4 separate regions of the Mus musculus genome follow, and all the other regions are linked to region 1. The links are chromatin loops, found by intact Hi-C in ENCODE. Cell type or tissue: left cerebral cortex. All regions are shown on one strand. Region 1 holds the start of Mir1904 (microRNA 1904). Region 2 overlaps Pde4d (phosphodiesterase 4D, cAMP specific). Region 3 overlaps Pde4d (phosphodiesterase 4D, cAMP specific). Region 4 overlaps Pde4d (phosphodiesterase 4D, cAMP specific).

What was found. Hi-C counts contacts between places; a loop is a spot of excess contacts. Peaks named below come from ENCODE experiments on the same cell type or tissue, not always from the same donor. Only the 100,000 strongest peaks of a DNase experiment are listed, where the experiment ranks them.
Region 2: a loop joins it to region 1, with 5 times the contacts of the local background. A loop is called at or near these places in 27 of 42 quality-filtered maps.
Region 3: it touches region 1 in a loop (8-fold over the local background); 10 of 42 quality-filtered maps call a loop at or near these places.
Region 4: a loop joins it to region 1, with 2.1 times the contacts of the local background. A loop is called at or near these places in 26 of 42 quality-filtered maps.

The regions. Positions count from the first base shown.
Region 1 is chr13:109,899,913-109,907,912 of GRCm38, forward strand. Pde4d (phosphodiesterase 4D, cAMP specific) reads left to right here. Exons shown (of 17, transcript NM_011056.3): 8 at 3,665-3,777. It overlaps Mir1904 (microRNA 1904), which reads left to right and starts at 3,897; the gene lies at 3,897-3,976. In left cerebral cortex, CTCF peaks have their summits at 288, 3,224 and 7,896 (motif pointing left); DNase peaks (open chromatin) are centred at 2,315, 2,784, 3,118, 3,392 and 2 more places; H3K4me3 peaks cover 2,505 bases; H3K27ac peaks cover 987 bases.
Region 2 is chr13:109,819,132-109,827,131 of GRCm38, forward strand. The region is part of intron 7 of Pde4d (phosphodiesterase 4D, cAMP specific); the gene reads left to right. Among named protein-coding and RNA genes, the nearest start is that of Mir1904, 81 kb to the right of the region's middle. In left cerebral cortex, no CTCF peak of the experiment used is centred here; DNase peaks (open chromatin) are centred at 3,412, 3,955 and 4,774; H3K4me3 peaks cover 1,556 bases; H3K27ac peaks cover 2,499 bases.
Region 3 is chr13:109,224,677-109,232,676 of GRCm38, forward strand. All of the region lies in intron 3 of Pde4d (phosphodiesterase 4D, cAMP specific), which reads left to right. Among named protein-coding and RNA genes, the nearest start is that of Mir582, 96 kb to the right of the region's middle. In left cerebral cortex, a CTCF peak has its summit at 4,676 (motif pointing right); a DNase peak (open chromatin) is centred at 4,741; H3K4me3 peaks cover 734 bases.
Region 4 is chr13:109,833,071-109,841,070 of GRCm38, forward strand. The region is part of intron 7 of Pde4d (phosphodiesterase 4D, cAMP specific); the gene reads left to right. Among named protein-coding and RNA genes, the nearest start is that of Mir1904, 67 kb to the right of the region's middle. In left cerebral cortex, no CTCF peak of the experiment used is centred here; a DNase peak (open chromatin) is centred at 4,588.

The DNA of each region.
Region 1 (8,000 bases):
CACAAATATTGAGTATTACTTATACCCAGGAGAGTTGAAGCAGACGCCTGGGTATGGCACAGCTCAGGGTGCCTTGAAGAACACAGAATAACAGAACCCACCGATGTTTATTGTTACTCCACAGCTGCCTGTGACACAGCCCTTTTGCAGTCCACGTGGAGTTTAGCCAATAGCGTTTGGTGGGGCATTTTCCTCTCAGTAGCCCCTCAAATGAAGCAAGATTCGCACAGTTAAATAGAAAAGTTTTCATATATATTTTTAAGTAGGGCCACAGCATATACGACCCCCTAGGGGGCACTCTATTAATGAATGCAACCTGTGTTCTTGGTAAAGGCCACTATTAAACTGGTTCGCTGTGTTTGGCCAGCTAGCTGCCGATGGCATTTAGGTGTGTTGTTTGGTGGGGTGACTCAATTTCCTGTAGGATAGCTGGCAACTCCACATTGAATTCTCCCACTCGCCAGGGGAGGAGGGATAGAAAGGTCAGTTAGGCCTTGTCTTAGAACAGTGGGGTTTAAAATGCCTGAACTTGAAGACATAATAATGACCCTGAAAAACTGTAGCTTGTCACACTGTCTCAGTCCCGGAGTTTGAAAGAAGTAAATTCTAACGCGACAAACCCAGCATTGGTTTTATAAACGAAATTTGTTTATTCCGCCGTATGTAAATATTCTCTCAGCAGTATGTACAAATGCTGGAGGTTAATTTCATTCTTTAAATACATAGAGAGCATGTGGAACATTTTTGAACGTATGTATGTGACCTTACTTGATTTCTGATAGTCAAAATGGCTAAGCCATGACTTCAATATAAACTGGATCTTTGGCAACCAATTGCTCCTCACGTTGCTATACCACCCACTTAAAGGCAAAGCCCATGTCTAAGTGTCTTGAAACATTAAATTGAAACTTTCCGGAGTTACTGTTTCTCATAAAAAAAAAAAAGACTGAAATATAATACATAGAGCCATATTCTGCTAGGTCCGAGGTCTGAATTCTACTTCTGATTTCAGAAAGCTTTCATGAAGATCGCCAAGGTGGGGGTAGGAAGTATACGCCACACACTGGGAGGTCCCCTGGAACTCTTGCTTTCTCAGAGTCGGGTGGCAGAAGGCAGAGACATCAAGTCTTAAAGATGTGCAGAGAGGATGTTTGGCTTGGGATAACTAAAAAAAAAAAATGACAGGAGATGGATTCTACACAATAGCTATGCCTCTGACCGCACGGCATATACAAACTATGAACGTCTCACCTGGCTTTATGTTAATTTCCTCCTTCAATTTTCTGACTGCCTGTTTTACATAGAGAAGGGAGGAAAGCAGAAACACCGGAACTGTATAAGAAACAGACCACCATGGCGTCCAGTCAGTGCTCCACTTACATATGGAATGGATTCAGTATTTTGAAATATTAAACTAGTGTTTCAGCGCTCTAGGTTGTGGGGCCACAAAGGACTCTCCATGTTTGCGCATCTTTCTTTTACAGAGCCAACTTGTAATATTTTGCAGTTTTGTGATCAGGAAAAACCAAACAGATAAACTATTTAACACTTACCTTGTACAGTTATCTTTAAGATCGTCTCCATTGTTAAAGAAAGAAACATCAACTTTAAATTTCAATTCAGGAGGTTTAAGGAATTGCTGACTTAAGGTCTCTTTAGAGATTAGTGAAGAGGGGACGCACAATTAGAGGCAAATTTCAATACTCAGCAGTCAAAATGACGAGCATACAGTTCAATAATGTCAGAGAAGGACAAGCCAAGAAGCAAGTCTCACACACTCTAAAAGTTACTGAAATTTTTACAAATGTAAGGAAATCTCAGAATCCTGAGATTCAACCCACCGCATTCTTTGTCCCGCCTGATAATTAATGGAGCCTACATTGGGGCAGAACTTCTTTCCCCCACAATACTGTAGATCAGAAGGGGAAAAGGAGAACCCCACCACTTCACATAAGGCTTTTCCTTTCTCCTGCCAGTTTTGTAGGCTAGACCCCTGGGGTTTCAACTTTTCTCTTTCTGAAATAAGATTGCTGTTCAGTTTCGGAACTGACCGGCTTAGGGAAAGTGGCCAAGTTCCCTGCGTCAGCTTTTATCAGCAGAACCCATTGCCCCATAGTTCTGACAGTCCATTTCGTCCATAGTGGGCAGAAAACAGACTACTAGACTTTCTGTCTTGAGCCCCAAGTCTAGGGTGTTCTTGTGTTTTCTGCAGAGGAGACACCCCAGCAGGGCATGTGTAAATTCCCCTTGCTCCTTGGTTCGTTCCCATTGCTGTTCCTTTAAGGTAGCTCTAGGGTAATTCTGAAGGTGAAATGTAGCCTGTTGTCACATTCTAAGGCATTCTGTCCCCACAACATTATGGTTTGTCTGTTTACATCTAACCCAAATTTTAGAGGGGTTGGCTGGATACTGACAGTCTGTCCCCAGTAGAGACGATTTTATTCCCACAATTCCCTTTGAGTAAGTAAATCCTAACCTTTGGGACACAAATCCATGGAAACTCGCAAACTTAAATTAAACCTGCATGCAGAAAGGGTAGTGCCTGTCCTAAGTCACCTTGCAACCCAGGACAGCAGGGCCTGGCAGGCGGCGCTGGGATAGAGGGCCCGGGACTCCGCTGTGCACCCCAGGGTCCCCCGCGGGGCAGGTGCGCGATTGCACGCGCCTGCGCGCTGGGGGCCAACCGAGCCCCGCCTGAGCCCCGCGGGGACCCCAGGCGGCGGGCGCTCCACGCCGGGTTTTCCGCTGCTCTGGTGCAAGACAGCTCCACAGCAGCGCTGCACACACACACACAGATACACACACAGATACACACACAGATACACACACAGATACACACACAGATACACACACACACACACACACACACACACACACACACACACACACACACACACAAACACACAGATACACGCGTGCGTGGCTGCGCCTCCCTCCGGGCTGCGCTTCAGAGCAGCGGCGCCGGCTGCCTTGGGGCGATGCCGCGGCGAGGTGGCGGGGAGGGCGGTCCGGACGGCTTATTGCAACTCGGAACCCTTTCGTAAGGAGTCGCGGGGGAGCCAGACAGCGCCGCGGGGCCGCGAGGGGCGCAAGGGGGAGTGTTCCCGGAAAGCCAGCATGGAGCGGCGCTGCGCCCGCCCGCCCGCGGACTTGAGCGACAAAACAGGAAACGGCGGCCGCAGCTGATTCATTCGCTTCGCGCGTGGGGCTCGCGGCAGGCGGCGGCGTGGAGCCCGGGGCTGCGGGACGCGGACGTCCCGGAGCCGCTCGCCGGTCTGCGGGGCGAGCCCCTGCTCCCACCCCCTCCCCCCGAGCCGGCCACCAGGGGCAGCATCCCAACGCAGGGAAGCCCGTGCTCGCGCGCCACTGAGAATCCGCCCGCCGTCCCCGTGCCAAAGTTGGCCTTGCAGCACTTTGCGCCCCTCCCTGGAGGCTGACCCGCGACGTCAAGCTGGAGCATCTCAGCCAGCCTGAGCCCGGCCCCACTAGTCCAACCTCAGCCCCCCGCGCGCCGCCGGGCCCTGCAATATGAAGGAGCAGCCCTCATGTGCGGGCACCGGGCATCCGAGCATGGCGGGGTACGGCAGGATGGCCCCCTTTGAACTCGCTGGTGGTCCCGTGAAGCGCTTACGAACTGAGTCCTCCTTTCCCTGTCTCTTCGCAGAGGAGGCCTACCAGAAACTGGCCAGCGAGACCCTGGAGGAGCTGGACTGGTGTCTGGACCAGCTAGAGACCCTGCAGACCAGGCACTCCGTCAGTGAGATGGCCTCCAACAAGGTAAGCCCCTGTTCTGGTTCTGGTGTCAGTGACGCGGCTAGACTGCTGTTTCCCACGCTGGGGAATCACCGATCCCTGTGACCTGGGGAAATACAGAGAAAATTTTGTCACGTTGACTGCAAGTTAGCTGTTCTGCTCCTCTGGAGGGAGGTTCCTGTTTGCACACCTCTCTTCAGGTAGATTAAACATTTTATTTGCAAAACCAACTTTGGCAGAGTTCGAGTATCCCTAGGACGAAGGGTCCTTAGAGTGACATTTTGCCCTTGAAGCAGAAACCCAGTAGGGTCTGGTGGTGGCGTTGCATATCATCAAAGGCACTGCTTAAGATTGCTTGTTGGAAAAAAGCGTTGCAGGACTCAGTGAAGGCACCAGGACGCCACCTCCTACCTCGCTGAAACTCTGAAGAGTTCACTGAACTTGCAACCCTCACTCCCATTTCTCTGGTTCTCAGGGTACCTTGGGAGGATGGAGCCTTTAAATATTCTGTTCCCTGTATGTACCATCTGCAGAGAACAAAGTTCGGAGGGTCTTATGCTGCCTTTGTCTCCTTCGGTCTTGGAGAACAGGTCCAGGTTTCTGAGGTCATTTAGCCGCCACTAGGCTTCAGCTGGGCATTTGTGTCATGTGTGCCAAAGCGCTGCTGGTCTTGGCAATTAATGAAGTAACCTTCAGCATCAGGCAGCTGTTAAGCAGCTTGGGAGATAAGGTAGAATACTTCCAGAGTTACATGTAAAACAACAAAATCATGTGTTTTACGTCTTCGGCTATGCAAAGAAATAATTGAGATTATGTGTTTTTTAATGACCGGGTGGCCTAGGGGCCAGGGAAGGAGGCTTCTACGTATTTGATGCAAACGGCCGAACGAGTCAATCAGGATCTGTGGCAGTTAGAAGGAGTTGTCTCTGTAGACGGTTCTTGTAGTTTTGGACACCTCTTTACAAGGTCAAGAGGGTGGTGACATTTTGCCTCTTGTATCCCTGTCTGTCGGTGAATGATGCTTTCTTTTTTTGGTTCTGTTTGCTCAGCATGGTTTCTTTCCCACCTGCTTTATTTCTCATGCAGAATATATATATATATATATATGCCTTAGCTTGTCAGGCAGCCATGGGATTGTTGTATCCAGAACACTTTTCATAGAGTTAGCATTGTTGCTGAAGTGAAAAGTTGGCCTTTAACTAACCGGGCTCCCCAAAAGTACTAGCTCACCGGTTTGTACCATATTGATAATCAAATCTGCATTCTTGCCCTTTTATTTTTCCCCCTGTGGTCATCTGGGCCTCATTTCTAAATTCAGCTCGGCTCTTCATTCCAATGACAGTTACTGCTTTCTACTAGGACTATTACCTCCGAGAAGCAGCATTGAGTGCCATTGTTCTCCTAGGACTAACAAGCTGTGACATTTGTTAAAATATAACCTTATCTTTTTATAATTTGCTTTATAAAGCAGAAGACACATGCTGAATATGTCCAGTGTCTTAAGCGCTGAGCGGGCCGTTATCGGTAAGCCCGTGTTCTCGTATCTCTTGTATAAATGTGGCAAGAGACAGATCAAACTCTGAAAGCCCCTTGGCCAGATACATGCATTTGCCTGTTATTTCAGCCTCATTTGACAATACTTTCAACATAATTTGACCACACTTTGCATGCACTTTCCCTAAAATCCATATTCTCGATGGTGAAACCTGCATTTGAGTTTAATAATTGATGTGAGATCGAACAGCATCGTGACTTAAACTGTGAAGTGACTTATGTCTGTGTTTTAGACTGAAAACTTTATGTCACAGGGATTGCTCAAAATAATGCCTGTCTTTTATAGGCACCAAATTAGACAGGGCTGTGTCTTTTTTAAAAAAAGAAAAAGAAAAAAAATCTTCATTGAAAAAAGTTTTCAGACTTTGTAATAGCTACTACAGGATCCTATGGGAGGTGGGTTAATTTGGCTGAAGTGAGATAAAGGAAGAGTTCTTCACAATTCTTCAAATTTTGCAATTCTTCAAAATGCATTCAGCTGTGCTGATGCCTGGTGGTCAAAGGATCATTAACATGACACATTAAATATTATTACTTACATATATAATATTGTACATTATATATTATAAATACTAAGTACGTTTGCCCAGTTAACTATTGCTTGAAGTTTTAGCGTCAAAGCCATTCATTGCCTTATGAATCCACTCATTCCTAAACCCTTGAGCCCCTTTCAGAGATGAGAAAGTTAGCTTAGAGAAAAAAGAAAAGTTCCTGAGAGTGGTTGTAACGTCAGCCTTCTACTTAATAAACAAGCCACTTCCACCCAGTGATAAAATGTGTTGGAACAACTGGTCAACCAAGGGCTGGGAGAGACAGCCTGCCTTCATTTTGGCTGGCAATGTGAACAGCTTCCTTGGGCTATTATATCTGAGTGAATGAGTCTGGCAAGTTACTTCTTGGTTGATAAATTTATTGCCCTATATTCAGTTAATGCAATCGACTCATTTTTCTTTTGCCTTGAAATATCAGGATAGTATTCTCCTCTGTGGAAGTTTTAAACATTTTTTTCCTAATATTAAAAACACAATAATGCACGAATAAGACGTCTAGATTTTTTTTAAACTGATAACAGACAGGATCTATTATGGAGGTGATTTGGCAGGCAGAAAGCGGGGAAGCCAGATCTTTAAGCCTGCTAACAGAGAATTCATATAGTTAAAAGATCTCAATAAAAAGAAATTGGCAATGATTAGTAGCTTTAAGGTGATGTCTAGCAGACAACATATTTTCTGTGTTGCTGTCACAGTGTACACAGACTGCTTGCTCAGGACAAGAATATGGTTGAAATCTTGGCCAAGGCAAGGGGTGGCTGTAACACATGCTAGATGCTTGTATTGGAGGCGTAAGAGATTCCAGATGGCATTTAATTTGAGTGATTACATCTACAGCATTTACTCTCAAATGCACATTAATCTGCCTAAGAGTTGTACAGATTTCCCTCCCCACCCCCATCCCCTACCCCGGAACCAGCAATTGAGGGCAATTTCAGTGAGGCCTCAGCGCTTTAGAGGCGGACAGACCTAGAAGTTCACTCTGTGTTTTATTCTCTTCTTCACTGAGTTATTAAAAAAAATCATAATGTAAACTTTTTAAGCTACACTTTCCTTTAGTATAATCTGAGGCATAACAATAACCATTTTGAAAGGGCAATATAAGAGTTTGGGGTCAAGTTTTCTTGAGTTCCTTTTTTTGTCTGAAATATTCGATTTTATTAGTTTACTGCACAAGAGTAATTTTTGGTAGAAATTCTATGTGTCATAGATTTTTGTAATATGTCTTTATCATCCACAAATAGCTAGAATAGTTTGAGGTTCTAAGGAGATGTCCAGGCATTTCTTAAGTTCACATTTAAATTCCAGATAGAATGAGGTGTTTTTCTGCTATACTGTAGCTGGAAATATAGGCCTTGCTAGCCTTCAAGACATACATATGTATGAGTCTGGGGGGCACATTGCTGTCCTTCTATACAGATTTTGCAAAGCTAAAATACTTTCAAAGTAAAATACTTTAAGATACTTTCATGGTGTTTCTGGTCACACACACACCCCAAAGGGGTCAGATAAGGGTTGGGAGGTGTCTGCATGAGAGCCGGCAGAAGTCTGGTCCCCGGGGTTCAAAGAAATTTCTGTTCCAACCTTGCAACAACCCTCTCATGATCTAATAATGCTCATTTTACTGCGTCTTCCATGTAAGATCAGTGATGCTTGCAGGAGAAAAATGAAATCCTTTTGAAATAGCCCTAAAACATATCAATCTAAAAATACTAGCTTGTGTCTGCTCTCACATTTTGGGGGCAGTTTGGTAGCTCAGCACTCTTGAAAAGCACTGGGCTTTCCAGCGAACTGTAACTTGGTCTTGAAATTGGGATTCGAGCATCCTTTGCAAAGACTTAAGGTTTTTCCGTGGCTCCCTTCAAAGGCACCCACATCGGCTTTGCACACGTAGTGACGCGTTCTCTGTTAGTCTTAGTTTGTCTTTTTGGTCCATTGCTGCTCTCTTCCTCTGCTTTGAGAACAAATTAAGCTTCTCTTCTGGAGCCTGGTTCTTCTCAACTATTTTCCCACTGGCTCCCCCTGCTGCCGTATGGGTGCCAGCGCATAGCACAGGCTAGCACTTGCTGTTGACTTCAGATAACGGTTTTCTTCCGGCCAGGAGGTTTGCAGGAAGGAAGATGGGTTGTTCACAGCTGTAGC
Region 2 (8,000 bases), 81 kb before region 1:
CTGTATTGGATAGGTAAGGGCTAATGATCTGTTGACAATGAGTTCCTTTCCTCTGATACACCAGTCCAGGGCTAAATCACAAAGATGAATACCCTCCTGTGAGTCATACATCCTTCTCCTCTTACAACGTCTGGCTTCCCTGATTCACATCCAGTCTAGAACTTATGCAGATGGATTTTGGTTTTGCTTGTGAAATCTGGACGAGCCAACTTAAGCCTAGGTGACCACCACGTGTTTCTGAGTTAAGTCTTATGACAATTTTATATTAAACTATTAACTGCAAAGGGGGAAAGGCACTTTTGGATGGATGCAAATCTCATTATTAATAAAAATGAGTTAATTTTCCGGCTGCCTAGTCTACAGTGAAATATATTTCATGGCAGTGATTCTCAGCCTGTGTGTCATGACCCCTTTTGGGGTCAAATGACCCTTTCCCAGGGGTCACCTAAGGTAACAAGAAAGAATTGTATTTACAGTACAATTCATAACAGTAGCAAAATTACAGTTATGAAGTAGCAATAGGAGTAATTTTTATGGTTGGGGCCATCACAACATGAGGAACTATAATAAAAGAAATTAGCAATAGGAAGGAAAAGTTGAGGACCACCGGTTTATGGGATGGCTCAACATCTCACAAACAATTAGGATTTCCAGAGTCCAAGGTCTTTAATCTGGATCTATCTTTCGGGTGAAGGAATGAAGCTAGCTTAGTGCACACAATTCATTAACGGTCAGGTGAACACTGACAGTTTGACTCAGAGAGAGCTCGCACAGACCAGTTTCTAAATAATCCTTGAAGGATTTTTTAAGAGCACAATTAGGTTTTACATCAACTTGACATCTAAGAGTAATCAGACACTCAGTGCAGAATGCATTCCATTATGTTTTATGAAACTCATAATGCAAGGCTGATGCTCTCATATTTGCTTTAGATAATTAGTTTCTCAGCAGAAAATAAAAAGTCTTAAAGGAACAGTGTTCTCTAATTTCAGTGGCACGGAAGAGCTGACTCTTAGTGCCAGGGAGAAAATATCACCTATTCCTTTCCTTCTCCTTTTCCAAACAAACAACAAAGCCTTCATCCAAGCCATTATTCTGTATTGGGTTTCTCTTGTGTGCCACACCTTGTGACAGACCTCAGTAAACATCCTCTCTAACTCTTTAAATAACCCACAACGCAGAAGCCTTCATTTCTACTTAAGAGATCAGAAAACGGTGGCTCACAGAATTAAGAAAGATTCTGAAATGACACAGTAGCAAGTGAGTTCAAGCAAGTCTCCATCTAAGGTCCGCCTGCCCCTAAAGCCAGCATTTTTCAGCCCTGCCACATCTCTCCATTCTGAACCAGAATAAGATACATGTGCCAAGAGCAAAAAGCATCAGGGGGAGATTCATGGAGGTAGCCACAGCCCTCCAAGGAAGAGGCAAAAGTTTTGGGCAAAGCAGTACAAATACAGGTCACCAGTCAAGCAATGACATGAATTAGGGAACAAGTCAATCATAGTATTTAGTCCGTAGCAGTAGGGGCTGGCTAGTACACGAGCAGACACTGGGTCTGAGCTGCCCATGGATTTTCTTTTCTTTTCTTTTCTTTTCTTTTCTTTTCTTTTCTTTTCTTTTCTTTTCTTTTCTTTTCTTTTCTTTTCTTTTCTTTTCTTTTCTTTTTTTTCTCTCTCTCTTTCTTTTTCATGTATTTTAGAATCCAGGAAAACTTACCATTTCTTTCCAGAACTCATCAAATCGATTATTACTTCTGTTTTGTTTTGTTTGTTTGTTTGTTTTTGAGACAGTCACACTGTGTAGGCTAGACTAGCATCTTCCTACCTAACTTCCTGAGTGCTATTATCAGCAACACATCCAGCCCTGCCTCTTATCCTTTTAAGATACGTGGTCTGCATGCATGTGTGTGTCTGTGTGCATGTGTGTGCCTGTGGATGTATGTGGACACCAGACAACAATCTCAGGTGTCCTTCTCAGAAAAACCATCCAATTCCTTTGGGGGCAGTGTCTCCTTTTGGTCTGGAGTTCATCAACAAAGGGAGACTGGCTAGCCGTGGAGCCCCAAGTACCTTCCTGTCTTTATCTCCCCTAAGCTAGGATTGCAAGCACAAACAGATGCTACCACACCTTGAATTTTAACATGGCTTTTGCAGATTTAACTCAGATCCTCTAGCCCACAGTCAGTTTACCAACTGTCTCCCCCACCTTCATCACACACACACAACACACACACACACGAAATACAGAAGGAAAGAAAGAAAACAAGCTTAAAAATAACATTTATTTTATTTTAAAAGATCAGCACTGGAATACCATGACAGTGTGAGCATTAGTTTTTTATCAGTCTTGTGGGGGTAATGACTGTGTGATCTTGAATACACCATACAACCGTCTTTGGGCTTCAGTACCTCATATGAATGCAGAAGGGTTGAGTGAAGTACAGGCTGGCATCCTTCAGTGTCAGGATTCTAAATATTTCTACACAGAACTAATAGCTCTACCTTGAGGTGTTAAACAGAGTTTCTTCTGAACAGTTGCTCCTACTAAGTTGGTTATAGGCAGTTTGGCAATCTTAGAGAAGTGATTGTACCAACATTTGATTCATCTGTATTGATGTCAGACAGGCAATGCCTGCTTAGATTAGGTGTTCACCATCCTGCCATGCTAAGTGTCCTTGGGTCTTTACAGCCTTCCAGTTGAGCTATAGCCAAATCTGAAATCTGAAGGTAGAGTTGAACCCTAATAAACTTGACTGCAAACAGAGGCTGTTTCTTTAGCAGCATAATAGCAGTCCGCAGCTCCCGGGGAGGAAATGAATAACGAACTTGAACTTAGAACCTAGTGCGTCCCTTGAAAGTTGAGCACGTCAGTGAGATTTCTCCAACAGTTACACTGACAGTAAAATGTTCAGTTCACAGTGATACCGTTTTATACTGAGCTATGGTTATTTTCTTCATCCCCACAATCTTATTTCTTAAACAAAATGTTTATGAAAAGGAAGGAAAAGGTGTTCACTGCAGTATGAAGTCAATATGGTTCTGATTCAGAGAGTAAAAACCAAGATCACTTCAAGGACTGAGCCTGCAACACAGTATAAGAAAATAATCTTCTATCAAAAGCTTTAGTGAACCCTAAAGACAGACCAGGAGCAGGGTTGGCTGGCTTCCATCCTGGGATCAGAAGCACGGAACACGGATCTGCAAGCTGAGGGAGGTCTACATTCTACTCAGCAATCTTGTCCCCTTTGGGTCCTTGAAGGAGAGGACACTAGAGGACAGGATCCTAACTGACAAGCCACAGACTAAGGCGGCTGCTTTGCAGAGCACAACTCTGGCTTGCTGGAACGAAGGAGCCTTGCCTTGCTGAAATCCGGTCCGCGTTTTGCTGAGAGCCCAGACGCTGTGAATAAGAGGAGCCTCTGAGGGCTGGTTTCTGATGTCGCACTCGGCACGATAAGAATGCCATTGACGTCAGCAGAGTCATCATCAGGGAGAATGGCACCCCAGCTCTTGAAACCACACCAAGCAATTGCAGTGCTTTTGAAAATTAAAAGCCGGTGCTGGGGAGTGGGGGCGGGGAGGGAAAGGCGCTGAGGGGAAGCAGTGGCTCCAACCGAACTGTCTTTCTTTTGTGCATTTCCTGTATTTTCAAAAAGAAGAAGAAAAGCAGACACACAGTGCTCCCCTGAGCATGCACACACACACACACACACACACACACACACACACACACACACACACACACAGCTGCAGGGGCTCCTTCAACCTAAATGAGAGCATTAAGGAGAGATAAGGAGGGACTAAGGGAGGAAGAGGGAGAGAGAAAGAGGGAGAGAGGGAGGGAGAGAGACAGAGAAAACAGAGAGAGAATATGATTTTAATTTGTTAACATTTCTGAATCCAGATAAAACAAACTTTGCCACCCAGCTGCTGGACAGAAGCCCCGAGCCACAGGGGAAAACATCAGCCAATGAGAACAGAATTGCTGAACCCAAACTGATAGCTTACACTGTGTGTCCACACACAGATTACAAGAGAGGAATTAAACACTTCAAAAGAGCTACTGCAAAGTAAACCTCTCCTCCCCACACTTTCCACCACACACACACACACACACACACACACACACAGACACACACAGACACACACACACAGACACACACACACACACACACACACACAGACACACACACACACACAGACACACACACACACACACAGACACACACACACACAGACACACACACACACACACACACTATTCAGAGCTTTTGAGTGTCTGACTGAAAAAAACTGACAAAAGTTGAAGGTTTGGAAAGGGTCCGCGCTAGGCTGTGTGATGTCAGCTTCCAGAGGCAGTCCTAAGAACATCACCTCACGCTGAATTCAAAGGCCACCTAGTCTGGAAAAGGTCTTGGAGTTAGGCAGACTTTGAAAACATTTTTTTTTTTTTTAAATGGCGAAATGTGACTCTTAGAAATTTCCCATTTAACCTAATCCTTTTTCTTTGCCTCTACCGATTGTAGGCAGGCTCCACCCTCACCTCCCCTAGCACTAAGAGAAGGAGATAGCATGGGTTTGATGATATCAGCAGCCCCGGGCCACATGCTTTATTTTACAGCATTGATTGGCAGCTTCCCAAGTCCATGGGATCTTTTGCTGACCTGCTTTTCAGATCCGTATCTCCCAGTCACACCAGAAAGAATCCCTTCTGAGCCTGGGAAATGTGAGCCTCGGAAACAAAAGGGCATTTGCACTAAAGCAGAATCTGGCAGAAAGCATGGGTTTAATAAATTGCATCATGTGAAAGTTCCCTGTCAGATGCACTGGCAGCAGAGAAACAGGCACACGCATGCGGGAAGGGAGCTCGCTCCTCATCCAAAGACTGAGTTCCTTTTGAAAAGGAAGACGCGATAAACAGCATCTCTCTCCAAAATATACATTATACATGCATAATAGAGAGAGCAGCGTGTGGAACATGTACATCTAGCCTGTCTTTCCTGTGAGAGCAGAAAGAGAGAGAGCTAAGTACCCATAGAGGGATTTGGGCTGTGTGTTATCAAAGGATATCATATATCTAGAACTTGGGTCATTTGGTTTAGTTTTTGTTTTATTTTGGTTTTTCGCTTTGTTTTGTCTTTTTAAAAAATCCTACTAGTACGTACACTTAATAGTGGGATTGTTTTTCTTCTCTCCTTTCCTTTTGCCCTGACTCTTTCCTTCTTTTCCTTCTGCTCTTCCTCCTTTTTCTTTCCTTCCCTCTTCCCCTAAAAATATGAAAAAAAGATAATCCCAAAGCTTTTAGTATGTGACAGAGGCATAGACATGTGGTTCTCAACTGTGGGTCACGACCCCTTTGAGGAGACAAAGGACCCTTTTATAGGGCTGCCTAAGACCGTTGGAAAAAAACATATTTACATTACAATTCATAACAATAACAAGACTATAGTTATGAGGTGGCAACTAACATAATTTGGGGGGGGGAGGGGTCACCACAACATGAGAAACTAAATTAAAGGATCGCAGCATGAAGAAGGTTGAGAACCATTGCTCTTAGACTGAGCCTCAGAAGATCAGAGACCTGGGTCATAAGCATATAAAAGGATGTGCTTGTATATTGTGGCAATGAAGTGAGGGGGGCAGAGCCAGAACTTCTATACAATACTCCTTACCTTCTACAAGGATAGAAGGCACAACGTAAGTGTTAACTACTATGTCCATTCCCTTCAGACCATTTCTCCCTTTAATCTTGACCAAAGCTGCATTGCAAGCTTTCTGACCTGCCTTCCTGGGTTGATCCTGATATCTGTGCCTGTCACCCTAGCATTCTGCCCTCCTGCTCCTGTCTATGACACTCAGCTATCCCTCAATGAAACAGTCTCCTCTAGAAGAAAGCAGTGGCATTCTTTCTCTGGTCTTTTTGACTTTGCCACCTTCCTGGCTCAGGCACCACCCGGACCATACTTACAGGGTCGCATTCTGGTACCAGGGTGAGCTGCCCTTTGCCTCAGGCAGTGGAGCAGGAAGCTTGGAGCCCCCCAGAGTCTGGATGTGTTTAGGATCAGGCTCAAATGCTTGGAACACTAATTTGCAACAGGAAATGCTGGTGGGCTGGTTGAGGGACAGGAATTAGCAAATCGTCTTGGCAGTCAACTGTAGGAGGAAGCCATGTCTGGAGATCCTTTAGGAAATAGATGCATAATAGTAAAAATCCTTTTCAGGTGTGTTAATTTCCTTTGTGGACAGAAATACCCTGGACTTCGGGTTTGTGATATTCCATATTTATTATTATTATTATTATTATTACTATTATTATTATTTTGGTCTCTCTTTTCCCTAAGGTTTGGCTTTACTTCTTGGGGAACACTTAAAGATATACATAGTGAATTTGATTATTGACAGTACTCTAAGCCCGGCTTAATAAGCCATGGAACAAAATAGCTCAAGCTCCTAGAGTGACTGTAAGCCAGCCCTGGCAGCACTGAGAGCACCGCGGCTTTGGCTACACATATCTGTAGTACGAGCCTTTCCTCAGTATTTCAATTCTGCAGCAGAACCTCGGAAGCACCTTAGTTCTTCACACAGTAGGCAAAAGATTTTGGAGAACCAAGTAGAAATGTTTTACTAAAAATGCAAGGATAAGAGCCCCCTCCCCCTCAACCCCATCCCCAGCCTCTCTGTTAATACATAAAGAAGTAGAAACCTAGAAATCTGTTACATGGACTTACACAACACACTTTGGGGGCAGAGCCAGAAGCTGTGTTTACAATAAGAAAGTTGTTTTCCCTGATCTAGGTTTACATGGTTATTCTATGCTTTTCCTGGGTTCGAGGGTAGAATATTGGTTGGCTCAGAGATTGTACTGTCTAGGCTGACCGTCAACTTGATTCAAGCTAGAGTCGTCAGAGGAGGGAGCCTCTGTAAGATTCCTGCCAGAGGGCATTTTCTTAATTAGTGACTGAAAGGGCACCAGTCCATTGTGGGTGGTGCCATTCCTCTGGACTGGTGATTCTGAGTTCTATAAGAAAGCAGGCTATGCAAGCAGGCTGAGCAAGCCTGTAAGCAGCACCCCTCCATGGTCTCTGCATCAGCGTGTGCTCCAGGTTCCTGCCCTGCTTGCGTTCCTGTACTAACGTCCTTAGATAATGGTGAGGAAACATAAGCTCAATAAGTCCTTCCCTCCCCAACTTCCAGTTTTTGGTTCTGCTGTTTCATCACAGCAATAGAAACCCTAACAGAAATTATGGAGACACTGGAAAGCAGTATACAGACTATGTTATTGCCTACTTATACTATACAAATGAGAAAGCCAATACTTTCTCAAATAACTTGCCGAAGGTCACTGCTTATTATGAACAGTAAAGTCAAGACTGCAAGCCCAAGTCTTTGGTCTTGAATTTCTGGGCTCTAAGTTTCTTCATTAATGAACTACGTCCAATGGGCCTCTGTACCCAGAATTTCTAGCTTTACAACAACATTTCCTGAATAGGTAGTATTAGAAAGCACATTGACTGGAGTAGAGCTTTAGAAATGAAGGTAAAACCCTTGGTTCAATGCTAATACTAAGACCGCCCATGTAAAAAGCAGGAAACCGGGCAGCTAATGTTTTTCAATGGATTGGAAAGGCCACACATATTGGGATGAATAGTTTGGTGACAAGAAATAACAGAAAGAGAGAGTTGGAAGAATGCCCCCGGGATGTAGGCACACAGTGGATTATAAGGGAGAAATGAAGGTTACCTTCAAAGAGGTTTTTGGCTTTTTTTTCAAAGCCTGAGTTGACAGATAGTAAATATCAAAGATGGATTGGTTGGAAAAAAATTAAGCAGACAATGCTCTGGAGGTGATTTTAGGATCAACCTCACTATTGGTCATTGTCAAAGAGAAAAGAGTGTGTGTGATGGAGAGATGGAGTCCTTCACCTAAGGCACAGAACCGGGCTAAATCGATACATACTTTTGAGAATGCCCTTCCTGATTGAGCTTTAGAAATTAGGTGCAA
Region 3 (8,000 bases), 680 kb before region 1:
CTAGGACTTCAAGTACAATGTTGAATAGGTAGGGAGAGAGGGAACAGCCTTGTCTAGTCCCTGATTTTAGTGGGATTGCTTCCAGCTTCTCTCCATTTACTTTGATGTTGGCTACTGGCTTGCTGTAGATTACTTTATCATGGTTAGGTATGGGCCTTGAATTCCTGATCTTTCTAAGACTTTTATCATGAATGGGTGGTGGATTTTGTCAAATGCTTTCTCCACGTCTAACGAGATGATCATGTGGTTTTTGTCTTTGAGTTTGTTTATATAATGGATTACGTTGATGGATTTCTGTATATTAAACCATCCCTGCATCCCTGGGATGAAACCTACTTGGTCAGCATGGATGATTGTTTTGATGTATTCTTGGATTCTGTTAGTGAGAACTTTATTGAGTATTTTTGCATAGATATTCATAAGGGAAATTGGTCTGAAGTTCTCTATCTTTGTTGGGTCTTTTTGTGGCTTAAGTATCAGAGTAATTGTGGCTTCATAGAATGAGTTGGGTAGAGTACCTTCTGCTTCTATTTTGTGGAATAGTTTGTGAAGAACTGGAATTAGATCTTCTTTGAAGGTCTGATAGAACTCTGCACTAAACCCATCTGGTCCTGGGCTTTTTTTGGTTGGGAGACTATTAATGACTGCTTCTATTTCTTTAGGGGATATAGGACTGTTTAGATCATTAACCTAATCTTGATTTAACTTTGGTAGCTGGTATCTGTCTAGAAACTTGTCCACTTCATCCAGGTTCTCCTGTTTTGTTGAGTATAGCCTTTTTTAGAAGGATCTGATGGTGCTTTGGAATTTTCAGGATCTGTTGTTATGTCTCCTTTTTCATTTCTGATTTTTGTTAATTAGGATGCTTTCTCTGTGCCCTCTAGTGAGTCTAGCTAAGAGTTTATCTATCTTGTTGATTTTCTCAAAGAACCAGCTCCTCGTTTGGTTGATTCTTTGAATAGTTCTTCTTGTTTCCACTTGGTTGATTTTGCCCCTGAGTTTGATTATTTCCTGCCGTCTACTCCTCTTGGGTGAGTTTGCTTCCTTTTGTTCTAGAGCTTTTAGGTGTGTTGTCAAGCTGCTAATGTGTGCTCTCTCTAGTTTCTTTTTGGAGGCACTCAGAGCTATGAGTTTTCCTCTTAGAAATGCTTTCATTGTGTCCCATAACTTTGGGTATGTTGTGGCTTCATTTTCATTAAACTGCAAAAAGTCCTTAATTTCTTTCTTTATTCCTTCCTTGACCAAGGTATCATTGAGAAGAGTGTTGTTCAGTTTCCACGTGAATGTTGGCTTTCTATTATTTATTTTGTTATTGAAGATCAGCCTTAGTCCATGGTGCGCTGATAAGATGTATGGGACAATTTCAATATTTTTGTATCTGTTTAGGCTTGTTTTGTGACCAATTATGTGGTCAATTTTGGAGAAGGTACCATGAGGTGCTGAGAAGAAGGTATATCCTTTTGTTTTAGGATAAAATGTTCTGTAGATATCTGTTAGATCCATTTGTTTCATAACTTCTGTTAGTTTCACTGTGTCCCTGTTTAGTTTCTGTTTCCATGATCTGTCCATTGGTGAAAGTGGTGTGTTGAAGTCTCCCACTATTATTGTGTGAGGTGCAATGTGTGCTTTGAGCTTTACTAAAGTTTCTTTAATGAATGTGGCTGCCCTTGTAATTTGGAGCATGGATATTCAGAATTGATAGTTCCTCTTGGAGGACTTTACCTTTGATGAGTATGAAGTGCCCCTCCTTGTCTTTTTTAATGACTTTGGGTTGGAAGTCGATTTTATTAGATATTAGAATGGCTACTCCAGCTTGTTTCTTCAGACCATTTGCTTGGAAAATTGTTTTCCAGCCTTTCATTCTGGGGTAGTGTCTATATTTTTCTCTGAGATGAGTTTCCTGTAAGCAGCAAAATGTTGGGTCCTGTTTGTGTAGCCTGTCTGTTAGTCTATGTCTTTTTATTGGGGAGTTGAGTCCATTGATATTAAGAGATATTTAGGAAAAGTAATTGTTGCTTCCTATTATTTTTGTTGTTAAAGTTGGCATTCTGTTCTTGTGGCTGTCTTCTTTTAGGTTTGTTGAGGGAATTACCTTCTTTCTTTTTCTAGGACGTGGTTTCCATCCTTGTATTGGTTTTTTTCTGTTATTATCCTTTGAAGGGCTGGATTTGTGCAAAGATAATGTGTGAATTTGATTTTGCCGTGGAATACTTTTGTTTCTCCATCTATGGTAATTGAGAGTTTGGCTGGGTATAGTAGCCTGGGCTGGCATTTGTGTTCTCTTAGTGTCTGTATAACATCTGTCCAGGCTCTTCTGGCTTTCATAGTCTCTGGTGAAAAATCTGGTATAATTCTGATAGGCTTACTTGACCTTTTTCCCTTACTGCTTTTAATATACTATCTTTATTTAGTGCATTTGTTGTTCTGATTATTATGGGTCGGGAGGAATTTCTTTTCTGGTTCAGTCTATTTGGAGTTCTGTAGGCTTCTTGTATGTTCAAGGGCATCTCTTTCTTTAGGTTTGGGAAGTTTTCTTTTATAATTTTGTTGAAGATATTTGCCGGTCCTTTGTGTTGAAAATCTTCATTCTCATCTACTCCTATTATCCATAGGTTTGGGGTCTTCTCATTGTGTCCTGGACTTCCTGGATGTTTTGAGTTATAATCTTTTTGCATTTTCCATTTTCTTTGATTGTTGTGCCGATGTTCTCTATGGAATTTTCTGTACCTGAGAGTCTCTCTTCCATCTCTTGTATTCTGTTGCTGATGCTCACATCTATGGTTCCAGATTTCTTTCCTAGGGTTTCTGTCTCCAGCATTGCCTCACTTTGAGTTTTCTTTATTGTGTCTACTTCCCTTTTTAGGTCTTGGATGGTTTTATTCAATTCCATCACCTGTTTGGTTGTGTTTTCATGCAATTCTTTAAGGGATTTTTGTGCTTCTTCTTTAAGGTCTTCTACCTGTTTAGCAGTGTTCTCCTGTATTTCTTTAAGTGAGTTATTAAAGTCCTCCTTGATGTCCTCTACCATCATCATGAGATATGCTTTTAAATCCGGGTCTAGGTTTTCAGGTATGTTGGGGTGCCCTGGACTGGGCAAAGTGGGAGTGCTGGGTTCTGATGATGGTGAGTGGTCTTGGTTTCTGTTAATAAGATTCTTATGTTTACCTTTCGCTATCTGGTAATCTCTGGAGTTAGTTGTTATAGTTGTCTCTGTTTAGAGATTGTTCCTCTGGTGATTTTGTTACCCTCTATCAGCAGACCTGGGAGACTAGCTCTCTCCTCTGAGTTTCAGTGGTCAGAGCACACTCTGCAGGCAATCTCCTCTTACGGGGAAGGTGCACAGATATCTGGCATTCGGACCTCCCTTCTGGCCAAAGATGAAGGCCCAAAACAGGACCTTTCCCAGAAACTGTGTTGCTTTGGCCTGTCACAGAAGCTGTTAGCTTCTGTAGTCCACACTCTCACCTGTGCAGACTACTTTTGGTGGAGTCCCGGATCCAAGATGGCTCCCGCCGATGCTGAGACAAAGTTCTCCCGGGCCAGGCAGACACCTGTCCTCTGGCCGGGAAGGTGGCCAGATGTCTGGAGCCGAAAAGGGGACTGCCTCAGAAGCTCTGTGGCTCCTGCCTGTCCCAGAAGCTGTTAGCTTCTGTAGTGCACACTCTCACCTGTGCAGACTACTTTCGGCGGAGTCCCGGATCCAAGATGGCTCCCGATGATACCCATCTAATGACTTCTTTTGTGATTGGGTTACCTCATTCAGGATGATATCCTCCAGATACATCCATTTGTCCAAGAATTTCATAAATTCATTGTTTTTAATAGCTGAGTAATACTCCATCATCCTTAGTGAGGTAACCCAATCACAAAAGAAGTCATTAGAGGTCCCCCCCTTTTTAAAGCTGTCTGTTCCCAGCTTTGACTGTGTCATAGAACTTGCTGTGGGTAGGATGCTGAAGCACGTAGCTGAGATCAATGAAGGGGTCACTGATGGCAACAATATCTATTTTGTCAGAATTGAAAGCACCCTGGAGACCAGGCACCTAATCTGACTAAATCTTCTCACTCTAACCTTCACCATCCTGTCTCATGGGTGAGGCTGGCATTTCAGGAGACGAAGCAGCTGTCTCTGGTAATGGGGAGAACTGGAGAACCTAAGACTTCACTTTAGGGTTAAGTTAATAGTTGAAGCTCAAACAGGCAGAGTTCATGAATCCAGGTAGTCATTCAGACTCTGGGGCTATTGGAGTCGGTGCTTCTGGGAGTCTGTGAATCGGTAGTCCAGGGAAAATCAGGGGGGAGTCAACAACCGAATAGAGAGAGTCATAATTCTCCATTTACATTACTGAATACATATATAACAATACAACTCATATTTATTGTATTTCTGTCCTTTCCATACAGGGTGTTTTAGATTGCAACAATATTGTATTGTAAGTAGATTCCTACACTAGTGTTATAAACAGATTGATGAAGACAACACTGTGGGCCTGCATCTGAGCCGTCTTGTGACCTAGTATGGGCTTTCAACTAGATTCTAATAATAAAAAACACTTACCACATATTTAGGTATCTCTAAGCGATTGTTTCCCTTGATACAAAGTGGAGAACACTAATACAGGTTTTCATGAATTGTTGGCCTTCTTTGTTAATTCATGTAGTTCTTCGAAATGGCCACTAGATGGTAGTCTTTAGTTAGTATTGTCACCTCTGCTCCATGATAGGAGCTTTGATTCTAACCAGAAACATTTTGTGTGTTCCTGACGCCCTTTTCCTCAGATGGGTGAGGCAAAGGGCAAGGACTCCGTGTGGTTCAAGAGTCTTCAGTCTTGAATCCTTAAATTTTCTTCTTCGTAGACCTTACTTTCGGATACTATTTATTGAACAATTTTATTTGTCTCCACTGTACCTTTAAGTGATGACTCTTTGAAGAGGGTTGAGGTCTGTACTTACAAGGGTCAAAAAGATAAGAGTACAAGGATAATATGTCAGGCGAAGAACAGGGACGATGAGCTTCGGGATCTGCTGTCACCCCAAGTAAATCCCAGAATTCCCCCGAGCTCTGCAATCATTCACCATCTTAGCTAGAGTTGCCGGACATTGATGCACCGTTGCCAAATACATGTGTGGTCTCTCTGGACAATCGGAAAAAAAAAAAAAGTTTTTCCTCTTCTGTGCTGAAGCCTTGTGATTTTTTTTCCCCCTAGCAAAACCAAACCCAGTGAGCGGCAGTTAACCCGCACTGGCTGTTTGCGCACTGTGTTCCAAGGGCTCTCTCTATTTGTCATGAGTCATCCAATTAACGTCAACTGTAATTATTTCCTCTTCATTTTCCCTTTCCACTGTTGAGTCTCCCGAAGTCACCAATTTCCTTAACTAATTTTAATATCGAAACCTGCATTTCAGGTTCTCCTACTTCACACAACCAAGAAAAAAAAGAAAAAAAGGAATGAGATGCCCTTTTCGATTTTACCCTGAGGTAGAGCAAATCCTTTGACACATTCTGAGAATTCTTCCTGTTCAGTTTTATCATCTGTCCGTACTTCCTTGAAGTTCACTTATGGCTGAACACACGTATTTGCATACGGACTCTCATAAAGTCATTTTCAGTAACTCTGCAATTGATAACTCTCCCAGATAGACACATAGTCCAGAGTTACCTGTTGATCTGTTTCGCTGCCTAAAAGGAGGAGGGCAGCAGTGGAGACAGGACGGACTCACCTGGGGGTAAATGTGAACTTTGGGGCCTTGAACAACAACAGGAAGCTTGGTTTCTGGCTGCTACCACATTAAAACTAGTTGAGGTTTTTATTGTTTGTGGGCTGTGGAAATTTTATTTCCTGGCGTCTAGTAACAGTTGGCGAAGATCCCCATTACCCTCACTGTGAGAAGAAGCCCCATGGTCACTCCACAGCTATTGAGAGCTGCTACACCCCCTCCTGCCCCACCCTGCCCTGCCCTGCCCTGCCCCACCCCAACCCCCCTTCCGCCGCCCAGAGACACAGCTGCCTCCTGACCACCGGAGGCTCCAGTTGGTTTAAGCAAGATTAGTTCAGCTTTGCTTAGCGAAGGGTCACTGTCTAGATCTGTCTTTTCCACACCAGAGAATCCCATGGTGGATTCAATGCCCTCACTCAAATTTCCCAGCCACCAGCCAAGTTCCCTTCTTGTCTCCTCCCCCACAAAATCTTGTTTGCACTGGACGTGGCAGTTATGCGTTATCGGGCTTTTTGATGGTCCGAGGAGCTCTTTATATTCACAAGCATTGCGCAATGGAATGCTATTTAGACACCCATGCTCTTTACAAGCAAGCTAGCATCTGTTTCAACAGCAAGTTGCTTGACCGTTTTTTTTTTTTTTCATCCCAGAGTTATTACAATCTCTCCCAACTCCTTCTCACTTAATGGTTTTTAGCTTCTCTCATGGTGTTTCTGCTCCAGTCACTTTTTGACTCCCCAAACTGCACAGATACTAAAAAAAAAAAACAAAAATAACCAAAACAACAGCAACAACAACAACCCGCTTGGTGTTTTTTAAACAGTACCAGGGGTCTTCCTAGAAGACACTCTGGGATACGGGTTCCCTGCTTTTCCTGCACAGAATGAGATTGGCCAAACTGGATTTCATCACCTGGCTCACATTTCATCAGGAAATTCTACTCAAGCAGTGTTAACATTCGCTCATCACGTCACAAATAATAATTGACCACCTAATTATAAAAAGGAAGGCATTCACTGCTCCGAGTATCAGGGGTGGAGAAAAGGCCTATGTGTCTGTGTATAGTTTTGGGCTCTAATAACCCCTACGAAGGAAGAGTATGTACTGACTTGAGAATCTGTTCCATGAAAAATGTTAGTTAGCTCGGCTGGCAGAATAGAACGCCACAGGCTGGGTGGTCTAAGTAGCCTACATGCATGTTTCTCTTGGGTCTAGAGGCTGGCAGGGCCTGCCTGCACAGCCTAGTCCTCATGAGAGCTGAAATCCTGTTTGGTTTTGTTGTTGTTGTGTTTGTTTGTTTTACCTCCTAAGCTTCCAGAAGAGCTTCTGCATTGTAAGCAGACTGGTCTCTGAGTGTCTCCGGGTGCTTCCGCAGATATACGGTCTCTAAAGTCAAGGAGGGAGCCTCAAGTATTCACAGAGCCAATTCATATTGCTAAAAGGTCCATAGGGAGACTCTCTAATGTTTCACTCATGGGTGGGTTAGTGGTTTCAGTAAAACTAGATACAACTCCCCAGGGACATTTATTTGATTGTTAAAGGCCTGCTCCGTAACTTGTCATATGGTTGTTTAGTGCAGAGCCAGCCCGTTCAGCATGCTGCCTTCGATTCTCTCTTATAGCATGCCACGATCATAGTTGCAGCATATCCGGTTTCTCCGGTTTCTCATTATCGGTATCTTTTCCTCACGGCCAGTGGGATCTCCCACTTCCTCTCGCAGAGTCTGACTCTCCAGAAGCATGCAGCTTAGTTGATCTTATCAGACACTACTTCCCCTACATCTCTAAATCCTGGGCTTTACCTCCAGTAGTCCAGACCACAGCTCAGGTAACAAGTGACCAGGGAGTGGCATCCTGATCCTGGAAACCAATTCCGAACCATCAAAGACAAGAGGACACAGCGAAACGTACGCAGACGTGATCTGATGCCGTGGTGACGTGCCCAAAGCAGGGTACGCCTTATCTTGAAGCAAGCATCAGGAAAGAATAACTGCTCGTGAGATCTTTGGAGCTTCTCTAGCCATAGACACATGTATGATTAAGTTTGATGTTTATATCTGATACTCTACTGCCTTCCGTACACCGGAAGGCTCCATTGTGAGCGAGAGAAAGAAAATTACATAAACAGAAAGTATGGTATAGAAGGAAAAAAAGAAACAACCCCACATTTAATTTTTTTTTTTGTTTTAATGCTTGCCTTTAATTTTGGTTTGTGCCTTTTTAAGTTGGATCTACTGTCTGTCCATAGGTAACATCTCCATGGTAAGCTTTAGCATGGCAGGT
Region 4 (8,000 bases), 67 kb before region 1:
AGATGTTCACAGAGACTGAGCTTGCATTTTGCTGACAAACTTCACATTTCTGGGTTGATGCTTACATAGCTGTATCTTGGAATAAAGCAAATTGAAAAGGGTTAAAATCTGTAGGAACTATCTCCCCTGTAGCCCACAGGAAAGTCCTCTTTTTAGAGGAAAGGGTTTGAGGGAGGTCAGGAGCTGAGCATCAGATAGAGAAAAAACACCAAGTCCTAGGAAACAGCAACGGTGTCAGAGCATGGCCTGTTCCTTGTCTAGTTCTTCTGTTAAAGAACACAAACTTCCCATACCTGTTTTGTAAATTTAATGAATATTTTAATATAGATCAGATCATCCTGGGTAAAAAAAAAAAAAAAAACCATTGACATCCCTAGAATCAGACTGTGCCATACCTCAGCCCTGCTGTTTACTAGTTGTGAGACCATGTGCCTCTTAATTTCAGTTAAACGTGAGCGAGGTCAAACAGGATAGATCAAGTGCCAACACTGGTCCTGGCATATTTCATGGAACATTAGACCAGCTTATGGGCACCATCACTGGGTGATGACCCAGTAGGATTGAGTACGATCCAATAGTCCTTCCTGCTGACCATTCTTACCTCGAGCTTTCCCTGACATAGCATTTGTTTTAATACCCATACAGAAGCTGTTTAGGAAAAAGGGAAAATTTAAAATCTATCTATTAAAATCTATCTATCTATCTATCTATCTATCTATCTATCTATCTATCTATCATCTATCTCACAGTTTGAAGTATGTATAGGTATCATCAAATTGGAAAGTCATGAAGACAGGAGCTTAAGGAATTAAGCCATCTGTAGTAAAGAAACAGTGAGGCAGTTGTTGGTGGCACACACCTTTAATCCCAGCACTCAGGTAGAGGCAGGCAGATCAGCCTGGTCTAAAGATCAAGTTCCAGGACAGCCAGTGCTACACAGAGAAACCTTGTGCTGGGCTCATTTTTCCTTTGTAATGAGATAGGGATGTGATTCTAGAGGATGGTGCGACCCACAGTGGGCAGGCAGGTCTTCCCATTTCAGTTGGCTTATCCAGATCACAGGCATGCTGAGCTAAGTTTTTCTAGACTAGATCTCATCTAGTTGACAATAGAGAGTAATCATCCCTGAGCAAATCCATTTAAATGTCCCAACGACAGTGAAGTCTCCCTCCAAGAGCTTCTCAGAGCTCCAGACGTTTCTTTATCAGCATTATTAAAATTAATTCATATTTTTGCCTATCTTATTATTGTTATTTTTAAATTTTAAATTAATGTCTTGGTAATGAGAGGGAACTTTGTTTACTTTCCTGACCTCTGTGTCCAAAGTTTTGGTACTTTTTAATTGAGGGTCATAAACTATTCATGCATTAAGATAATCAATTTTAGCCAGAAATAAGCAAAGAAGAAACTGAATACAGTAGGAAAGGGAAAGAGCATCACACATAAGGAATTATTAAGTAGAACTGCTATTTGTTTCAGTATGGATGTGCCTATATAATACACACACACACATGCACAGATACCATACCCACATACACACCCATGCAGAATATGTGTCAAGTGGCCTAAAACTACAGCTAGCACCAAACTCTATGATATATGTGTGTGTGTGTGTGTGTGTGTGTGTGTATTAATAAGAGATTAGCCACAATAACTATTAATGAAAAGAACAGTTATAACAATGTACTGAGATAAAAGTTATGTAAAAGTTATGCATGGCATTTTTACCATCTTGAACATGGGCTTTCCTTTGGGGGGGTTGATTTTAAATTTCTGCTTACCCCCTTTTTTTCCTCTCCCCACGTTCCTCCCCTGACTCTGTTATGGCTGTCCTTGGATGATTTCAGTGTTCCTTGTTTTGTCTCTGTGTTTGTGTCGTGTGAGTTTAGAAGTGTATCTATTTCATCTTGGTGTCCAGCTTGGTGTCCATTTATCAACACAGTCCCTAGTCATCTTCTGGATTGCCTTGGAATCTGCCATAGCAACCCCCTTTCATCCCTGCTTTATCACCTTTGCTCTTCTCTAGAAAGTGAACAAATTCATTTCAATTCACTTGAGTAGGGCTTTATCAACATTGCTGATCTTTTCAAAGAGTCCAACCCTTCATGTGGGTGATTCTGCGATTGTTCCTTTGGTTTCTCAGTTTTTGTCTTATATTTTATTATTTTTTTTGACATCTACTAAGTTTAGTTTTGTCTTTATCTAATGCCTTATGGTACATAATTAGATTATTTTCTTAATCTCTGTGCACACACACACATACGCGCACACACACACGCAGAGACTCTGTTTTCTAAGGTGTATTTTACTATTGATTTCTAATCTTTTTCCACTGTAGTCTGAAAGAACATAAGAAATTAAGAAATTATTTGAATTAGACGATTATTAAGGCTTACTTTATGGTATAAAATGTGATAGATTTTAGAGACACTTTTTTTTTTATCTTATTTTTATTTTTTTCTTGTTTAGAGACACTTCAGTGTGCTGCTAAGAACAATGCACTCTGTTGCCTGGGATATTCTGTAAATACCCGTTAAGCTCAGTTGATATTTAACATAATTTAGTTCTGAAATTTCTTTACAGAATTTTAGTTTGGAAGACTTATCCAAATATATAAGTAGGTTATTGAAGTTTTATGATATTATTTTTTATTCTTTTAATTTTAGTATCTTCAGATCCCCAAATACAATGCATAAATAATTATTTGTATCTACCCTTTACTGATTTTCCCCTTCATTATATCTGCACTGCCCCTCTGACTAGTTTTTGTTTGGAGTCAACTTTATCCCATATAAAAACCATCTTGCCAGCTGGTTTATGATTTCTGTTTCTTGGTTGGTAGATTTCCACACGTTGACACTTAGACGATGTTAGACGTCTTTGCCCAATAAAAGGACTGCATGGAGAAAGTCAATGGCTGGACCTTGTTTATGAGCCCAGTCATTTAGTCCGTGTCTTTTCTCTGTTCTGTGAGATCCATTTGCACTTAAGGTTGTTACTGGGAGAATTTGGGTATTGCTTCCGATTTTTTTCGATTGATGCTCTGACTGGTATTTCTTCTCTTCCTCCACTCCCTGCCGTTATTCCTAGCTTTCAGTGTTGGACATGCTTGGCTCTGTCCAGGCGTCTCTGTTTCTCTGGTCCTCTCACAAGATGCTGTCTTATGTTCTCATGAATGCGGGCGCCTTCTTCCACATGCTGTTTTCTTTGAGACGTGTCTGCAGTGCCGGCCTTCATCTTATGAATTGGCTTAATCTGGGTCTGCCTTTGAATGCTCTCAGTTCATCACCAGTTGTAAGCGCTTACTTTGCTGGGTGTAGCAATTTTAATAGGCAGTTACTTGCATTCTGGGCTTGAAAGATTATCAGTGCATGCTTTTCCAGCTTTTAGTGCCAGTGAAGGAACTGATACTACTCAATGCTTCTGCACTTGCATGTTACTTTGTGTGTTTTCTTGCAAATGTTAGTATTTTTCATACATACATATACACATATCACACACATATCTATACACACACTTCACTGTTATGTTATGTTATGGAAAGGTTCTTCTTTGGTTATGTCTATTGACATTCTCATTGTCTCTTGTCTTTCATGTGTGTTTCATTTTTGTATGTTTGGAGAATTTTATACTATAATTTCAGAGAGAGTCTTGCTATTTATAGTCAGCCCAAGCCGAACTGACCCTTCCAACTTTCCTACCTTGGTCTTCTAAGAACTGGGATTATAGGCAGGTGTCACCATGCCTCATATCTGTGACTTTTCATTTATTATAATCAAGCCACAATAGATTGGGGGTAGCTGGAACATCATAGGATGTGGTACTACTTCCCTGAATGTCTCTAAATTTGTTAATATTTTATAAAGCTCATTAAAAAAATACTGTAATGGATCTTCTTCAAACCTGAAGCTAATGTCCATTTGCCTTTAGACACTAGCCCTTTTCTTGATCTTCCTCTTTTTGGCTATTACCCCATAATCTTGGGCATGCATGTGCCCGCACATGCACACGCGCACACACAAATGCTGCTAATCAATCTCAAGTTGTAGTTTTTAATCCACTCACTATCAATGCAAAATGGAAGCTAGAGTGGTTTTTTCCCCCCTGAAGTTTATTACTTTTTACAATAACTTTTATTTGTAAAAATAAAAAGGTAATTATATAATGAAGTAACTGCTCTCAAATTTGAGGATATAAAGACTTGTTACCAAATTACTTCAGAGAAAAAAATTCAGCATGTACCAAACAGTAAACATAAAACAATACCACTACAACCACCAAAAAAACCAAACCACACCAAACCAAACCAAACAAACCCCCCCAAAACAGAATTCGGTAGCCCCAGTTACTCACAACAGACCCAGCAAAATAAGATTACCCACGCACCCCCATGCAATGCAGCATATGCACCAAGCCGTCTTCTGCTTCAGCCCTTGACTTTCATCTTGGGGAGTCTGAGGAATTTATGGCTTGGTGCATTTGATGTGGCACAGTTCCACATGTGAGGGACGGCGATTCGGATAGCGCGACAGAAGTACGTGCCAAGAATAATTGGCTTCTGTATTGCGGAACAGCTCAAATACTATGTGTATCACAGGATGTAATTTGGGTGTACAAAATGCCCAGAGTTCAAAGTGCTCTACTCCTCTGCAGTGGCAAACTGAGCTTCCTGTTGGCTGACTCCTTGGGTTTGCAGTAAACAAGCTGGGCGCACATAGAAAGAACACATCCATTTAGTAAGAGCCTTCACTTGGTCCGGCAGCTGCCGCACATTAGTGCTGAGATCTCTTCTCCCCGGCTTCTTCCCTCTCCTATTTGCCTCTCATTTCTTCTCTTTCCTACTTTTCACCTTTCCTCCCTCCCTTCCTTTCCGTCTTCCCTTCTTTTCTCTCTTCTATTGAATACGATAGTTTCCTTTCTTCACTTCTACCCTGTATGAGCATTCTCAAGCAGGTTTCCTGCTTGAAAACCCATGAAGCTCAGATAAAAAACACGTGACCTGCCCCCCACCCCCACCCCTTAAGCTTTGATGGAGCAAGCTTGGGAAGGAATAGGTGAGCTTGTATTTTTAACTGGTAACCAAAGTGAATCTCTACGCAGGCTACTGGGGCACACGTGATCACGTGTAAAAGCTTTGGCGTAAGATGACTGTGGTTTTCAAGACAGCTCTGTGACTTTGAGGAAGTCACCTTGGAATTCCTGAGCTCTGATTTTCAGTTTATAAAAGGGGGGAGGACTGCCTAATGGTCTTGCTGCGAGGGCTTCATGAAACAGCATACGTTCAGCATCCAACAAATGTCAGTTTCCTTACCTCATCACAGTGCATAACTATGGAAGAGTCAATTTGGAATAATTCCAAAGTAAAATAAAAGTAACGAAATTGGCAAAACTTAATTCGGTAGACATTTTTGAAGTTCTATAAAGTTAAGAACTCCATGCTACATGATTCAATTATATACGTCTGTGTACATATGATGAACATTACTATTCCCGTGTAACAGATTCGGGGATTAAATATTTACTGTGGCAGGTCCAGCTACTCATTAGAAGCCCCGTCTGATAATCTTTCTATTCCACCCACACCTGTGTCCTGTTTTGAACACTCTCTATTCTCCATGATGATGGCTGTAATGGTAGAAAGTAGAGTTCGTTTTCAAGTAATTCCTTTGACTCAAATCACCAAAATTATCTATTTCTGTGAAAAGGCTTTCACGAGCATGAATTATCTATTTCATGAAAATTAGTATTAAAGGACATTGGTTCTTAAGCTCAAATGTGCCGAGGCCAGATGAGAATTATAAAGGGAGACGCTGTGGACTGTAAGGTCTGGGGACCATGGGCAGATGGCAGAAGCAGCCTGTTCCATGGAGGCAGCTTCTGATTGGCTGAAGGTAGGGCTAATTGAGCAGAGAGCGTGGTTCCCTTTGTCAAACCTTTCTTTCTTCTTTCTCTTTGAGAAAAGAAATGTGAAATTTAATGTGAGCTTTCCCAATTTTTAAACAATGTGTGTGAGCCAAATAGTCCACATCTGTGGGCCAGCTTTGGCTTAAGGACTGCCAGTTGGCAATTTTGACCTAATTACCCTTAATTCTTCACTTCTTTTGACCTGATAAATTGTCCACTTAAGTAGCTTAGACATGTAATAGACCCTCTGAGCAATTGTACTTGGCTCCCTAGGTTTAGAAAGTTGGTTTTCTCAGAACCCAATTAGAGGGGTACCATTGCAGACACCCAGAACCCAAGAACATCCAAGTACAAGATCACCAAGTACTTTGCAGTGAGAAGGCTACTGAGAAATGTCCTATTTGTCTGTTGGGTTCACTTTCTTCCCATCACTCAGCCACTGTGGAAACAGAATCCCAGTTAGCAACTGCTTTGGCATGCATGGAGTCAGAAGCCAGGAACTTAATGACTCTGACGTGTTTCCCTCTATTATGTTTTGAGACTCCTCCCCCCCCCCCGGCTGTAATGATGGGGTACCCCACGTCTCCCATATATGCTAAACACACTGGATGAGAGTTCCATGGGTTCTACTGTCACCTGCAGCTGACAGCTTACATCCCATTGGAGGGGATAATGCTATTGTCTATGTCAGATTTAATATCACACAGAGTTGTAAGTTCACATCTGATCCTGGGGTTTCGACCTCCGTGCTTGGGCGATTTCCAGATTATCTGCATTTGCTTTTTTAAAGTAGTCATTTGATTCAATTGAGAAGTCTGATTACTAAGTTCATTTTGTCAAATTCAAGATGGCATTGATTGTAAGCTGCATCTGGGTTTTAGAGGCACAGGCAGGACAGGCATGCATTCTAATTGTATTATAGGAAACTCAACTAGATGGGTACATTTTCATGTTAATACTGAGCATTCCCTTATATTTAAATAAACATAGGGTGGGGAAAAAAAACCAACCAAACAACACCATGGCTGACTTTGTCATTTAATTGAAACGTTATTCTTGTATTCATCCCCAAATATGACTCTGGAATGTCAAATATTTACCTCTCAATGAATCTCTTTTTTGTCTTATTGGATTGGTTGAGCAAAGCTTTCCTTCTTTCTTTTTGAATACTTGATCATTAGAGTGGCTATGCCCTTGATCTGTGAGGAAAGGGCACTTAGGACCAGAGTTTCAATTGGCCTAACCTCACCTTGTCCTTATAATTAGCCCTAAAGTAAAAGAATTTGGGGGAAATGACCCTTACATAGTACAATAAGCATTTTCATGAATATGAGAGTAACCACACAGGGAGAGATCCTAAATCTCTACTTCCCTGGGACTTTATTATTGAAAATCCTGCAGGAGGTTTAAGCATGTATTATTTGTACAAAGGTCATTTAGTGGGCTCCCACAGTTATGTAAATATTGTACCTATAGTCATACAACAAAGGGGATAAAAGGAACTGCCCTCTGATGACGTCATTAGGGAGAGAGGCAAATCACCCAAGAAAGGCAGGAGTTTTGGGACCAGAGACTAAACCCTTCCTCAACGTTTGGTCTGCTTTAGTGATAAGGGGATGATGCCATTAGCATGTATTCAGGGAATAATCCATGCTATTATCTAGAGAGCATAGTGATGTGACAATCCCTAGATGGCATAATGCTGTGGTGGGGGTAGGGCTGGGGCAAGTGGGACCCCAGCTCAGTGAATGCCTCTAACTATGCTGAGCAAGACTGATTTGTATGGAATAACTGATTTCCATCAAAAGATCTGCAATATTGAAGCCCAGGGTTGTGTCATCCTAGACGTCTGGGAGACCTTTGCCATGGACAGGGAAATATGCAGATAGTCCATGACAAACACAGAGAAACTTGTGTGCTAATTGGCCATTCTTTCACCTCCACAAGTTTAGAATGAAATTATATTTTGACAGCTGAACATTCTCTGAGGTTTTGAGACACTTTGGAGAGAGAGTTTCCAGGGAGAGAGACAGGATTTCCTACAGAATGGGTAACTGTAGGCCTTAAAGAGTAACTGAAAGGGAGGAAAGAGATAT